2 separate regions of the Mus musculus genome follow, and region 2 is linked to region 1. The links are chromatin contacts, found by Hi-C in ENCODE. All regions are on one chromosome and are shown on one strand. The core of a region is the stretch at or near the end of the contact, and the rest is flanking DNA. Distances in the headings are between cores, read along the strand shown. Region 1 holds the start of Arhgap20os (Rho GTPase activating protein 20, opposite strand). Region 2 holds the start of Pxylp1 (2-phosphoxylose phosphatase 1).

Region 1 (6,759 bases), core at 2,083-4,582:
GATGCATATCCACATGCACACATGTACCCACCCACATACACACACACCACACGCGTGCGCGCGCGCGCGTGCACACACACACACACACACACACACACACACACCTAACATTACATGAGCATTGTTTCCAGAATTAGTAAATGTCCAGGACTGGTGGCTCAATGGTCTTCAGAGAGAGACACCCAGACTAGGCCTGTCTTTATATTGCATTATTATTTGTAAATTTTCTTATTCAAGGTTAACTCAGGGCCAAATATGATCAGAGTCATGTCTTTAAAATCCAGTCTCCATTTACGACAGATATCCACTGTTGCTCAGAGTCCCTTAGTTCCTCCTGGGCCATTTGTAACTTCTTGTGAGCAGTGTGGTGGTTTGAATATGCTTGGCACTATTTGGAGGTGCGGCCTTGTTGGAGTAGGTGTGACCTTTGTGGAGGAAGTGTGTCACTGTGGGCATTGGCTTTAAGACCCTCATCCTAGCTGCCTGGAAGTCAATCTTCTCCTAGCTGCCTTCGGAACAAGAGGTGGAAATCTCAGCTCTTCCAGTCTCACATCTGCCTGTACACTGCATGCTCTTGCCTTGATGATAATGGATTGAACCTCTGAACCTGTAAGCCTGTCCGAATTAAACATTTTCTTTATAAGAGTTGCCTTGGTCATGGTATCTGTTCACAGCAGTAAAACCTTAACTGTCTTAGTCAGGGTTTCTATTCCTTCACAAACATCATGACCAAGAAGCAAGTTGGGGAGGAAAGGGTTTATTCAGCTTACACTTTCACATTGCTATTCATCACCAAAGGAAGTCAGGACTGGAACGCAAGCAGGTCAGGAAGCAGGAGCTGATGCAGAGGCCATGGAGAGGTGTTTCTTACTGGCTTGCTCAGCTTGCTTTCTTATAGAACCCAAGACTACCAGCCCAGACATGGTACTACCCACAAGGGGGAGGCCCCTTGATCACTAATTGAGAAAATGCCTTACAGATGGATCTCATGGAGGCATTTCCTCAACTGAAGCTCCTTTCTCTGTGATAACTCCAGCCTGTGTCAAGTTGACACACAAAACAAGCCAGTGCACTTAACTAACACTAGCAGCTTTAGGGGACTCTGCAAGGTATGAATTCACTCTTCAGTTTGGATGGAGAGCAGCCAGCCCTGGCCATGCTGCTCAGTGAAAGTCAGTTTTATACTGTCCTACCTAAACATAGTTCACTTTGACCCGTGTTTGCTCTTTTGAAGGTAGGAAGGCACCAGGAGCTTTGGCTTAGTCAGCCCAGCCAGTTTGGGGTCTAATGGGAACAGTAGTGCTTCTTGTGGCCCTGGCCATGTCTCTGTAGCCATGGAGGCTCAGCCTCTGCCAACTTCTCACCTAACTTCTCCCTGGTCCGTGCTGCCTGGTCCTCCAGGTGTTTATGGAGCCCATCCTGGCTCTGCAGCCTCCTGACCACTTTGACATCAGCTTTCTAAAACATTCCCTTTTGTGCTTCAGTCAGTAAGTTTCTGTTGCTCACAACCATAGAGCTTTGGCCAGTTGAAGCCAAGTTCTGTGTATTAAAAGTAAACACAGGCCTCATGCTTCTGTTTTGTCCACTCCAACCCATGCCTTCTCATTCCAGCTGACATCTTTATATTAAGACTATTTCTAAATATGCCTCTGTAGCTTGTGTGCATAAAAAAATCATTTTTAACCTATAATGTATCTCTAGTAAATTTGATTTTCTTTGGAATGGTACATTTATGTTAAGGTTATTTTAATCTGGACATCTGTTTTCACAGATCTTGCTCCTTTCTAAGTCTTAATTTAAGCCACTGACAACGGCAGGCAAAAAAAAAATCATAACCCTTCAACTCAAAGTGACGTTTTAATTATGAAATATTTCAAAGGTGTAGAGAATGCCTCATCACACTCCGGTGTCTCAACCCAGAGTAAACAGCTCTTACCCCCCACACTTAGGAGGGAGAAACGGCAGGAACGGGAGTTCAAAGACCGCCTCTGCTACTGAGGAATTGTCAAAGCCAGCCATAAGACACTGTTTCAAAAAAAATCAAAACCAAACCAAACAAACAAAAAAACCAGGAAACAAAACAAACAAACCAATAATAATAAAACCCCAAACACTGAGAAGTCCCATTTTTAAGTCTGTATCTTAAAAGTATTTCACATGACACATGTATCAAATACTAGAATATATATGTATATGTGTATATGTATATATACATATGTGTATTATATACATGTATAATATGTATTTTATATATGTGTAAATATATACACATATTCAATATATATATATATTGAAATAACAGGGCACTAGAAAAGACCAAAATATCCACTCATGTAGTGTTTTCCTAAAAAGAGATTTCCAAAATAAGTTAATTAAATGGATACATTTGTTGTCACGGTATGTGAATTTTAGAAACTGTAACTTTGTGTGGGTAGAAGGTTAAGCATACAGAAGAGGGCACATTAGTTTCAGGTAGAGATGGAGTGACAGGGTTTTCTGCTGGGTCTCTAGCGATGTTGTGGAGCTAGTTTTAAGTGAACACCTTCCTATATCTTTAGGGTTATAAAAGCAATACTGATGATCTGTGTTTAGGGTCACTGACCTGGGTCAGATCCACCACCCATATGTGTGTTAGCTGCCTGTCAGCTTTGCCATCTGTGAAATGGGAACCATAATTTCGACTATCTTATAAACTTTCTATGAATATAGATTATGTTAGAAAAACATATTTTGCATGTTAACCATCAGCTCCTGTCCTTCTTCTGAGGCTCAGGCTGTATACACGGACAAGGGCAGGAAGAGATGGTGATGGAATGGAGGGCAGAGAGGAACCTGAGGCAGAGCTCTGTTCCCCACCAGTGCTCCAAGCACTGTGGGAGAGAGGTGCCCTGTGATGGAGGAAGCACTCAGCAACAGCTGGCAGGGAGTAAATCAGCTGAGCATCTTCATGGAAAAACAACCAATGCTGCACGTGGATGGCAACTAGACCACAAGAAGAAAAATGCAAAGAGAACACAAACACCTCCTCACAGCCAAGCTTGTTTTGCCCCCTGCCTCTCACCTGCCCCTGGTCTGCCTTCTGATGTTGCCTCTTAGCCCTTTCTAATTTTCTCAGGTGCTGGATGGTGAGCACTTCATTTGGAATACGCACTTTCAGAAATGCTATGGCTTAAACAAGGGCGTGTCTGCCCAAACACAGGTGCTAAACTTTAATGGCGAACCGGTACTTTCAACAGGTGAGGCCCTTCTGAGAAGATTGGACAACAAGGGCTCCCTTCACCGTGACTGGAGTTAGAGCCCTTATAAAAGAGCTGAAGGGCTCGCCTCCTTTCTCTTGAGTTTGTGCGGTTTGAGCATGCGGCAAGGACGCTCCCCCGTGCCCGTGCCCGTGCCCGTGCCCGTGCCCGTGCCCCACTTGGATTTCTAGACTCTGCTGCTGTAAATCACCATACAGTCTACTCAGCTGTCGCAGCGTACACGGAGCAGGTACAAGTCGTGGCGACTTGCTGTCGCTGTAAGTCCACAGATAAATATCCTGTAATGGCATGATTGCAGGCTTTCAGAAAGGTCATGCTTTGCTCCGGGGGAAGAGCGGCGGCTGTTCCAGGTGACTCACCGCCACCCTTATCCTGAACTCACTTATTCTTGCCTTTCCTGGTTCTTATCCTTCCTTATTCCAGCAGCTTCATTTTAAGTTTCTTATAGGATTTATTTTTTCCCCCTCATTCCTCTGCTGGAAAACGAGTAGTAGCACTCTTCTGTCCTTAGATTAAAAAAAGCATTTAAGAAACTGCCCTAATCCCACCCTAATCCAGCTTTCTAGTCTTTCCAATTTACCTTTTCTGAGGCTCGGCCTCAGCAGATCCCAGCATTGCTGTGCTCACCCCCACATCCCCGTCTTCTCTCCCCACGCCCCCCCCCATTTCAACACACTGCCCTCTCCACCCTCCCGAGTCCCATGTGTCTAATTTCCCCCTCCTTAGTGGTTTACCTCAAATGTCATTTACTTTCTAAAACCTTCCTCGATCTCCATTCCTTTCTCCCCAAGCTGAACACGAGCAATTAATTTATAAACTTCGTGGGCGCGAGGGAACCAAGAAGGAATACTACACTGTCCCTCTGCTCTGTCAGCACCTGTCCAGTCAGGAAGGCAAGACATAAACCAGAAACCTTAACGTCGGGGCGAGGGAGAACAGGGCCACATGGAGACTCTTTAGAACCCCTGGCTTCTCTGGACTCTAGCTTCTCTCTTCCTCACCCAACCCCCACTCGTGTTCAGTACTGTGGCAGTACGTTTTCTCTGAGTCTACTCTCCTGATCAAGCCGCGTCCCGCGTGGCTACATGCAAGCCGCATCTACGCCTTCCGGATAACCGGAGCCCTTTTGCAACCCGCTCCTGCGCACCTTTCTGATTCTCTCCACTTTTATTACCTCTTCCTCCTCTGCCTCACAATAACTCCCTAACAAGGTCAAACATTTCCCTTCTTAAGCCTTGAACCCACTTCTTCCCTTATGTCAAGTCCTTTCTTGTCATCTGGGTATGCGTTTAGAGAACGCCAGCTGGAGGGATGCTTGCTTGGCCCACTAGCCTAATCCACTGCCTGGCTCACACCCTTAAACCTCCTCCTCCTGTGTTTTCCCATCTGGTTTTGGATCATTGATGTGAGACTCCTGGGGCAGAGGCCCTGCTTTGTGGGTCACAGCTGTAACTCCAGCGCAGCTGCGGCAGGGCACAGGGAAGTGCTTGGGGGAATGTTTGTTTATGATTGAATGATGTGATAGCATGGGGGAGAGTGGTGGATCCCAAGTGCAGGGAAGCACAAACTGCTTAACTGGCTCTCTCAGGTTTTTGGTTGCAGGCACCTTATCTGTTTTGCTTAGAGCTGTGTTTTAGTGTGTGGGTTCTCAAGACCCAACGAAAGCATGAATGTCAAGTCTAAGGGTGATGAACTGGACACAGACATCAAGGGCTCATCATGTAGGGCCTTGAGTGTGTAACAAATAAATCAGTATTTTTGTCTTTTGAAAAGTGGAGACTCATGGAAGGCTTTTCTTGCTATGTGTTTATTTTTCACAAACATGTATCTGTTTTGGGTTTTAATTTTGATCTTGAAGTATAGATCTCCTGGGACGGAGTTGCAAGGAAAGGTTCACTGATTCCCTCCGGCACTTCTCCCAGACTTTTAATGCTTGTGTTGTATATGAGCACAGTGTTGTGAGCAAGACACAGACGATGACGTAATTCATAGAACTGACCAGATCCCATCAATTTACATGCTCCAGTCTCTGTGTACATGCTGTGCATCTTTGTCACATGCAAGTGATGTCTGGGTCATCAGTATCTCAAGATGTTTCATTCTCATCAGAAGATGACGTCTCCAGAATACATGCTGTATTTAGATTTAAGATGTAACAGAGAGGTGAGCAGAGAGCTCAGGACATATCTTAGGAATATCACTGTTTAGGGCCACCATGACATTGAATCCAGTGCAAGAAGGCTGTTTTACAGGCAAACCGGTGAAGCATAGCATGCGGTGAGGCAGGTGGGATGATAGAGGGAAAGTGCATAGAGGCAAGTACTAAACAGTCTTAAGTTGTCTGGCAACAAAATGAAGCACTTGTGATGGGTCGCATGGGTTTGTCTTAAGACTTAAGGTAAGACTTAAGGAAGGACCTGCAATGGTCCATTTCACTTGTAAATTTGATTGGGTTAAGAAGTACCTAAAACATTTTTTTGGTGAACATCTGTGAGGGTGTTTCCAGAAAGCATTGACTTGGGGGGCGGGGGGTGGGGGAACTTCTGGATGTGGTGGTATGCTATTCCACAGGCTGGGTTCCTGAACTAAATGAAACTGGAAAGTGAATACAGCCAGGTGAGTGCCTGGGTTCCTCTTCTCTACCTTTGGCCCACTGATATTTGAGTTCCAAACTGCTAAAAGCCATTCCTGCCAGCACGTATTCTCCACTACGGTGGATTGTTCCTTCAAGACTGTCCTTATGTTGCTTCTTGTCTGTATTTGTTACAAAGAAGTGATTGATATAGTTCCATAATGTGTGGTAGTTCTGTGGTCACGGGAGCATTGTCAATCTATCATGCCATTTCTGTGACTCCTTACATGGTAACTGGATGAATCCAGATGAGATCTTGCCTAATACCCACTGGGGAATAGCCGAGGAGCTTTAGAACTGTGAGAAAGTAAAAAACAAACAGACAAACATCTGTGAACAGAGTGGAAGTTACTGAATGATGGGCACAAAGGTGGAGAGCAGAGGGGCGGGCCTGCGTGGCTGATGAAGCAAGGTCCCACAGGGGGAGGGGGAGTTCAGCTGACTTGGGGGGGGGGAGGGACGACATGGTGGTGGTCGTTAAGTATGGCTGCTGGCTGCTGAGGACTCAATTTCCCAGTGAGGTGGGGACCACTGCAGCTGAGGGAAATGGCCTGCTCTGTTGTCCAAAGATGACTAAAGAATTCAGAGTCGTCATCTGAGGAACCAGTCACCACCTGGTACCACACTTTGCCCCTTGTGTTTTAAAATTAGGATGTACTGATTGTATATAATAATGTGTTAGATGTAGATAATTTATTTGGATGGTATTTGTCCTCTGTTACTAGTTATTTCTCTTCTCCTTCTCTTCTGATTCCAACGAATTTAAGTAAGTTTACTTAAATGAGCATGGACAATCTACACCACTGAAGAAAGTGTCTATCTCTTCTCTAGCCACTACTAATTGCCTATAGGCCATGCCTCATGACCCCT
Region 2 (7,554 bases), core at 4,172-6,671, about 45 Mb before region 1:
AGGTGGTAACTGTTTTGCCATTTGTGAGAGCACAGCGTATGGCGTTAATACTGACTAGCCAGTAGCACTGAGCAATCTCTAGGCTTGGACAAAGTCACATCACAAAATAGGGAAGGGGCTTAGAGAATATGGGCCCTTGTTGGGTTAACTACCTTTGGTAGAGGGACATAAAAGTTTCTTACTTTTCTAATGGCTATTAGGATCACTCATTAAGGGCTGGAGAGATGGCTCAGTGGTTAAGAGCACTGACTGCTCTTCCAAAGGTTCTGAGTTCAAAATCCAGCAACCACGTGGTGGCTCACAACCATCCGTAATGAGATCTTGTGCCCTCTTCTGGTGTGTCTGAAGACAGATACAGTGTACTTACATATAACAATAAATATATTTTTGGACTGGAGCGAGCAGAGGTCCTGAGTTCAATTCCTAGCAACCACATGATGGCTCACAACACAGCTATAGTGTACTCATATACATAAGATAAATAAGTAAATAAATAAATAAATCTTTTTTTTTAAAAAAAAGAATCATCCATTAAGCTCTTTTTGTGTAACATTCTTCCTGGAAAAATGTGATTAAAAAAAAAGTTTAAAGGGAAAAGTGATTTACGCTCACAGGTTCAGAGGCTTCAGCCCGTGGTTGGCTGGTCATTGTTTCTGAGCCATAAAGAAACAGAAGCCAAAGATCAGGGAAGAAGGAAACGTGGCAGAACCAGATTGCTCAACTCATGGTGGCCAGGAAGCAAAGAGAGCAAGAATGGTCTGAGGAAAAGATCTATCTTTCAAAGGCACACCTCAGTGACATATGTCATCCATCTAGGTCTCATCTCCTTATTGCCCATTCAATTATGAGCTCTTCAGTGGGTTAATCATCCGACCCTCGTGATCTAATCACCAATAGCACTAGCAACTGGGGACCAAACCTCAGCACATGATCCTTTGGGGCAGTACTTCATATTCAAACCATGACACATGGTTCTAGCATACAGACCAAGGGAGGTAACAGGAATGCTGTCCCTCAGAGGAATGCTGTCCCTCAGACAGGGAGCACCAGTGCAGCTCTTGACCTGAGATTCTGTGGTGCTCTGTGCATCAAGTTGAATCACTGAATAAACACCCGAACGTTCTGGTCTATTGCTCAACAGAGAAGGCTGGGGTCAAAGAATGTCAGAGGCCAACTCAGCCAGTGCCCAAGCATATAATAAATGACCTGGACACACGGTGGCTCCGTATCTGGTTTTTTGAAGAGTTTCGAATCAAATTTGTTTGACTCCTCTGTGGAGCTGCTGTGATGTTTTGTCTTTTTTTGTTTGTTTGTTTTTGTTTTCATTCTGCAAACCCAGGACCAGTGAAAGCGCCCTGAAGTGTCCAGAGGACTGGATTCTAGCCCTCACTATCTCCACAGCCCACTTGGTGGGTGACTTTGGGGCAAGTTGATTATTCTTGGCTTCAGTTCTCCTTCTGGCCATAGACTTCTGCATGAATTGGCAACAACACCAAGTATTTTTAACTATTTTAGCTTCCATCTTGCTACTTTGGGCCCTAGGGGAGTTCTGTGGTCTGTCTTTCTCATGGACTCTCAATTCCAGTTGCTGTAGCTCATGTCACTACAAAGTTCAGAAATCTCTGCTGGGTCCTTCATCTCTCCTTTCTGCATAGCTTCTTATTGTAAAATGAGAAGGCAGGACTCAGTTCATCTGTCCATTCGCCTGGCTTTTATAAAGTGCTTACTTTATAAACTTGACCGTTTTTGATACACGGCTTGCCACAGTCCTTCTCTTTTTATGATTTCTAAAGGTGATTCCTGTGAGTTCATTCAATGCTTGCTTTGGTTGTCCTGAGATCTTTCAGTTGGGCTGAGAGTCTAGAGGACAAAAAAAGAGTATTTAGATCTATGATTCACTGAATTACTCTAATTTTTTTTGTGTGATTATTTTTTCTTCTTCTTTTGGCTCACAGTCAGGTTCAGAGCCCTCTTTTATCTTTATTTAATGTGGTTATTTTGTGCTCTGTTCTTCCAGATTTGACTTTATAATTAAATTTCCCCCAGATAGATGGGAAAATGAGTTCACCCTCCTTCGTTGCTCTCAGGAGTGGGAAGGGGCTTTTATAATAAGCTTGTTGGGGGTGGGGGAAGGGACCACAGCTGGTAGTAGGGACAAAGAACCGTGCATGCATAAATGAGGATAGACCACCCTGGAGCTGGGGGAGGGTCTGCCTCTCTAAACCAGGAGCTTGTGTTAGGCAGCAGCTCTGCAGCCACCGAAGAAACAGACCTTTAACCTTTTGCAAGGTATTTCTCTCTCCAAGGTGCTGGGGTTGCAGATGTGGGGTAGACAGGGCAATTTCCATTTAATATAAATATGCCAGTCAGTCTGATGCTCTCTGCTCTATGAATCAACAAGAAATCTATCCTGAATAATTTTTTATCTTAACCTTTAATATTTGAGCACTTAGTATTTCTCCACATTCCTGTAGTGAATGGACATTCTAGCTATCACCAAAGAAAACCAAACCCACGGTGAAGAGAATTTGGAAATAATATTGTCCATCTGAATATGGTGGTAGGCAGCACAGAAATATTTTGTGGTGTCAATAGATTTGGCAGTAAGGCGGAATTGTGAGCAATTCAGGTCTTTGCAATGTAGAAACTGGTTCAAATAACGCAACCTGTTTTTCTCCCTAGGAAGACCGTTGGCATGGCGGTTTGTTAACTCAGACTAGGCACCCTGTGGCAATGTGGCCCTGTAAGAAGGGAGGGGACAGGGAGCAGGTTTTGTAAGTCCCCAGACAAAGGAGGCTGTGCAAATATTTGCAGGCTTTTTGCTCCAGGGGTGAGATGGCCTTGAAGGTGTTCATCCGCTGATGGCTACTCCAGTCCAACTAGGGATGCTGGGGCAATGTGGCAGCGTGTGCTGCCTAGTAGACTATTCAAGACTTGGTGCTGCCCAATGTTTTTAGAGGACAGGTGGGCTCAGCTTTCATTCAATAAATGGTGGGTGTTTTCCTGTAGCAAACAGTTCAAGGGGGAGGGTGTGAGTCCTGGCACCGTGCTAGTTCTCTGTTTTATGGTCATCCAGGGGCACAGTTCGCTGCTCTAGCAAATGAGTAATGAAGGTGACAGGCACTGTTTTCAGGAGCGTGTGACACTGTGCTGGGTTGGGGGCTTGTCCTAGTCAGGACTCTCTTGGTTGCCAGGGCCAGAGAAATAGAATTTTTATTTCACTTGGAGGATAGTAGGGGATAACTTGGATCATGTATTTGGATAACCAGTATTATGTTGGTATCTGGCATGAGAGAAATCTGCTCCCGCTTCCTGCTTGAGGATATCTGGGAGCTACACTCGTTGGCACTGCCTCCCCAGCCATTAGCCAAGTGGCTCCAGCTGCCTCAGACAGATACCCTATTTTATCACTGCAGAGGGAGGCTTGCCATTCTCCCCTGTAGGAACCTCTCCTTTTCCCTTCCCTGGAAACCCTTCAACCCTTAAAGACCCTCAGGAAAGGAGGTGGAATGCTTTCTCCAGAGTGGGAAAAATGTCGAAGTGTTCAGGGAATAGAGGTTGAAGGAAAGAGGGAAAGATGATCGTGGTATCCGGTATTAACCTGGATTGTAGGAAGGTGCAACGATGGAAACTCTAAGTGCCGCGTGGAGGAAGATTCAGGCAGAGGAGACCTGTTCCCACTTCCAGAAGAATAGTGGAGAATACCCCAGTCGAGTGGGATAGTGGCAAATTTTTGTAGAGAAATGATGCCCGAGTCACCTTTCATCCTCTTGTGGTCATGTTGAACCTAAGACTGTCTACATATCCCATGGGAAGGGTAAGTAAGTAGCCAAGAAAGGGAACATACGCCTATGGGTTACAGAAGATGTGGCACAGACCCACAAGGGCTCCATCCAGAACAAAATCAGGCCTGGGTAGTTTGCAGAGAGAGGCTGGGTTTGTGGTGGAGGCAGAGTTGCGAGCCTGCGTCGGCTGGAGACTCCCGTGTTCCTGAAAGGGTAGTAGACTTGAGAGAAAGCAAAGCTGAGCATCTGGGGTCAAGTTCCAGGCCTGAAGCTGACAAGCCCTGCCCTAACCCCCTTTTCTGATGTATGTATGTATGTATGTATGTATGTATGTATGTATGTATGTATGTATGTATTTTGCTTTGGGCTAGTGTGGATGGAGTTGTCTGTCATCTGCAGCCTGTGTGACTTGTGAAGGAGTGGAACTTGGAATTAGAGCAGAACTGTCAAGAGTCCGTGGCGAGAAGGAAGAGTCTGTGTTGGATAGGATGCCTGGACTGTGGTGGTCCTTGAGGGCCAGCCCAAGTAGGAATTTAACGGGGAGTGAGATTTCATGCTCACGTATTGGAGAAAGCTGTCGCTAGTACTGAAGGGATAAGCAGGCTGAAGGTGGTGTTGAGCCTGGGTAATTGGGTGAGAGGGATAGTAACTAGTGTCCTCAGGCAAGTGCCAGCTGGCCATCAAGGCATTGAACAGAGAAGGCATTCCAGATGGCTGGACCATGGGGGTAAATGGAATGCAGGCTAGGGAAGTAGAATCTAGCTGATTTGAGGGGAGAAATTGGAGGTAAAAATATGGATAAAATATAAAGTGTTTTGATTTAGTCACTATCGAATGAGTTAGGGAAAATCAAGTGATGCGCTACCCTCAAAACCGCACCTCTTTTGCAGTTGAGAGAGGCACAAGGGTGTCACTGTAGTCCCAGAACTGACAACAAAGGCAATCTCACAATTGTGGTTGGTGAGATCCTTTTTTACAGCATTTGAAACAACAACAACAAAAGACCCACAAACACAGCTTTATAGAACGAGTGCTGCGCGGGTCTTTGGCTGGCAGCCCTGGGGTCATGCAGAAACGCCCCCGTGACACAGCCACGACCTCTCAAGGGTGGATGCCTGCAGGCCTTTAGGGACAAAACTACTGCCAGGTCTAGAGTAGACACAGGCCGGATGTGGCCCGCGCCGGAAGAGAAGCGCGGGACAGGCGCTTGGGTGGAGGTGGCACGGTGGCTAGGATATGCCAGTTTTGAGTCCACGAGGCACCGCAGGACCCACATCCGCAGCTAGATCCGCGGCGCGGAGTTAGGCACGCAGTCACAAAGCACCCTAGCCAAGGCTGGGACGGGTCCAGGGCAGTGTCCTGGGGCCATGGCACCCTCCCGGGTCCTAAGTCCGGCATAGGGAGGAGCATAGGCCCTGTGCGCTCCGAGTGCGCGCGCTTTCCCGGACCCGGACGGCGCGACCGGAGCCTGTCTGGATGACTGTTTGGACACTCCAGGCCATGTGTGCCTCCAAGGCCCGGGATGCGGGTCGCCGCAGCCTGCTGGTCCCGCACGGCCGCCTGCGGGGCGGAGCTCCAGGGCGCCCTGAGCGCGTCGGGCCGGGCAGGGACCCGGCGGTCCCGGTAGGGGGCGCTGCGGAACCCCGAGTTTGGCGGCCTGCGCGCGCCACCGCCGCCTGCACTCCCGCCAGGAGGAGCTGGCTGCGGGTGGAGATCCCTACGCACAGCGACGGAGGCCGGGACCGTAGGCGGTGAGTGTGGTGCGCGCCGGGTCCCAGCGGTTGTGAGGCTTCTCGCAAGGCGGGCTTGTGTCTAGGGTCTTGGGGGGCGACCCCGGAGAGGTGTCCGCGATGCCAAGATCCGGAGGCAGGGGCGGGCTTCCAAGCAGCGGGTGTGAGCCCTGCCACCAAGCTCTTTCCCTTATCTACGCGCTCCCCAGTTGCCACCTCTCCCCATACCCTCCCCGCGTTGGAGAGGGGTCCCTGCCCTCCGATCCGTCTCCCCTTTCTCAGCCCTGCACCCTAGAAGCCTGCCCGCACACCCCCTTTTCTCCCTCAAGCCCTCCCACGCCTACCTCCTCCTGGTTGCCTGCCGCTCGCCTCTCCCTCCCAGCTCTGCTCCTACGGTCCCCGCCGCCACCCCAGCGGGGTCCCATTCTGCCTAGGCGCTCCTGCTGAACGACTCAGCGGGAATCTGAGCTCCGGGGTCCCCCTTCTCCCGGCTGTCCCATAGCTGCAGTGTCCAGGTAAAAAGGGGCTGCAACTTCAGGGCCTGCCCCGGGGGTGGGGCTGGTGCTTCGCCAGCTACCTGCTGCCTGCGGCGCAGGAACCCTGGGCCCAGCCCAGGGCCACTTCACGCGTGCAGGTTATGCTTGCTCAGTGTTCTGTTTAGGACAGTGTGGTTACTTCTTTGCTTGCTTTTGCTTGGTGAACTTGGATAGGTTGCGATTTCTTAAAAAGAAGCCGGCTTTGCTACCCACAAATATGGAGCAGGTTTTCTTTGCTGCTGTGACTGGCTGTCAGTAGTACCTGTGGATCGGGGAAGATTTAGCTATGCTGGGGAAATGGAGCCACATCCCCACTCTCTCACCACAGCTCTGGGAACGTAACTGTCCCCTCTAGGGTGGGCCCGTGTCTTTGTGGAAAGGCAAGGATGCTTCCTAAACATTCAACAGGTAAAAACCAGTTAGGAATCTGGATCAGATCTGGTGTGGATAGGGAAATGTGGGATGAGTGAGTGATCAAGGAGGGGCTCTGGGAGAGTTCCATGGCTTAGGGACATTTGTTGCTCTTTGCGGCAAGTCCCAGGCTGGACCCTGACTATGGACTAGACAGTGATGAGCCCAGCCTACCCTCTGGAACTGTCGGTCGGGCTTGGCACCAGCCCCCTCCTCAGAGGTGTTGGTGCCCTGTGGTGACATCTGTGGGAAGAGGATTTAAAGCAGATGGCTTGGAAAGCCTCATGGTCCCCGGAGAGAAGTGGAGATGGCATGGTGACAGCCCAGCGTGTGCGTTCACCCCTTCCCTTCTGGGGTCTTTCATTAAATCTTAGATTAAATTAATTGCCTAGTCAGAGAAAGAACATATAAAGGGTATTTCTCTTTTAGGATTGGCTCTGGGCCAGCCTGCCCTCACAGATACCTTGGGAGGCTGCAGATGGGAACCCGTGGCAGCGTGGACCGCCTGGAGCACAGCACTCTGGGCTGTAGGACTGCCCTGTCTCTGTGGTTTCTCTTTGATGGCTCTGGTAGTGATTAGTTCAATATTCCTTTTCTATTGAATAGATAAGTAATTAGCCAAGAACACAGTGGGGCTCAGTAGGGCCCTTCTGAGTGTTCTCAATTTCCTGTATGAATCTTCCTGTCCTCACAGTGATAGGCTGCTCTCAGGAGTCCTTCTGGCTAGGATTGAATACCTGCAGGGCTGGGGTGACCTTTAGGACCTGGCCAGGTGCCCCTGCCTGTTACTCAATGTTTATTTAAAAACAAAAACAAAAACAAAAACAAAGCAAACTTCATGTATCTGTCTTGAGCCCACAACCCATGCCTTCCACTGGGCTGTAGTATTTTCAAAATATCTCTCAATCCAACAGATCTGAATATACATATATATAAATGTTAAAGTCTCTCCTGCTGGAGACAAGTTCTCTGTCTGGTAAGACGGGGTGTGAAGGGGAAGAGACGGGATAGAACGTTCAATTTCGAGGTCAGGCTCTGACAGCTGGACCTGTCCCTCAGTGGAGATTCCAGACTTTTACAGAACGAAACAGT

Evidence for each region. Hi-C counts contacts between places; a loop is a spot of excess contacts on that map.
Region 2: a map of T-helper 17 cell shows a loop between it and region 1 (38-fold over the local background). The contact joins the promoter of Pxylp1 here to the promoter of Arhgap20os in region 1. A Hi-C loop is called at or near these places in 3 of 37 maps with a recorded cell type or tissue (T-helper 17 cell and regulatory T cell).

Annotation. Positions count from the first base shown.
Region 1 is chr9:51,872,458-51,879,216 of GRCm38, reverse strand. Arhgap20os (Rho GTPase activating protein 20, opposite strand) reads left to right here and starts at 3,332. Exons shown (of 4, transcript NR_033560.1): 1 at 3,332-3,514.
Region 2 is chr9:96,887,341-96,894,894 of GRCm38, reverse strand. Pxylp1 (2-phosphoxylose phosphatase 1) reads left to right here and starts at 5,421. Exons shown (of 6, transcript NM_001289647.1): 1 at 5,421-5,536.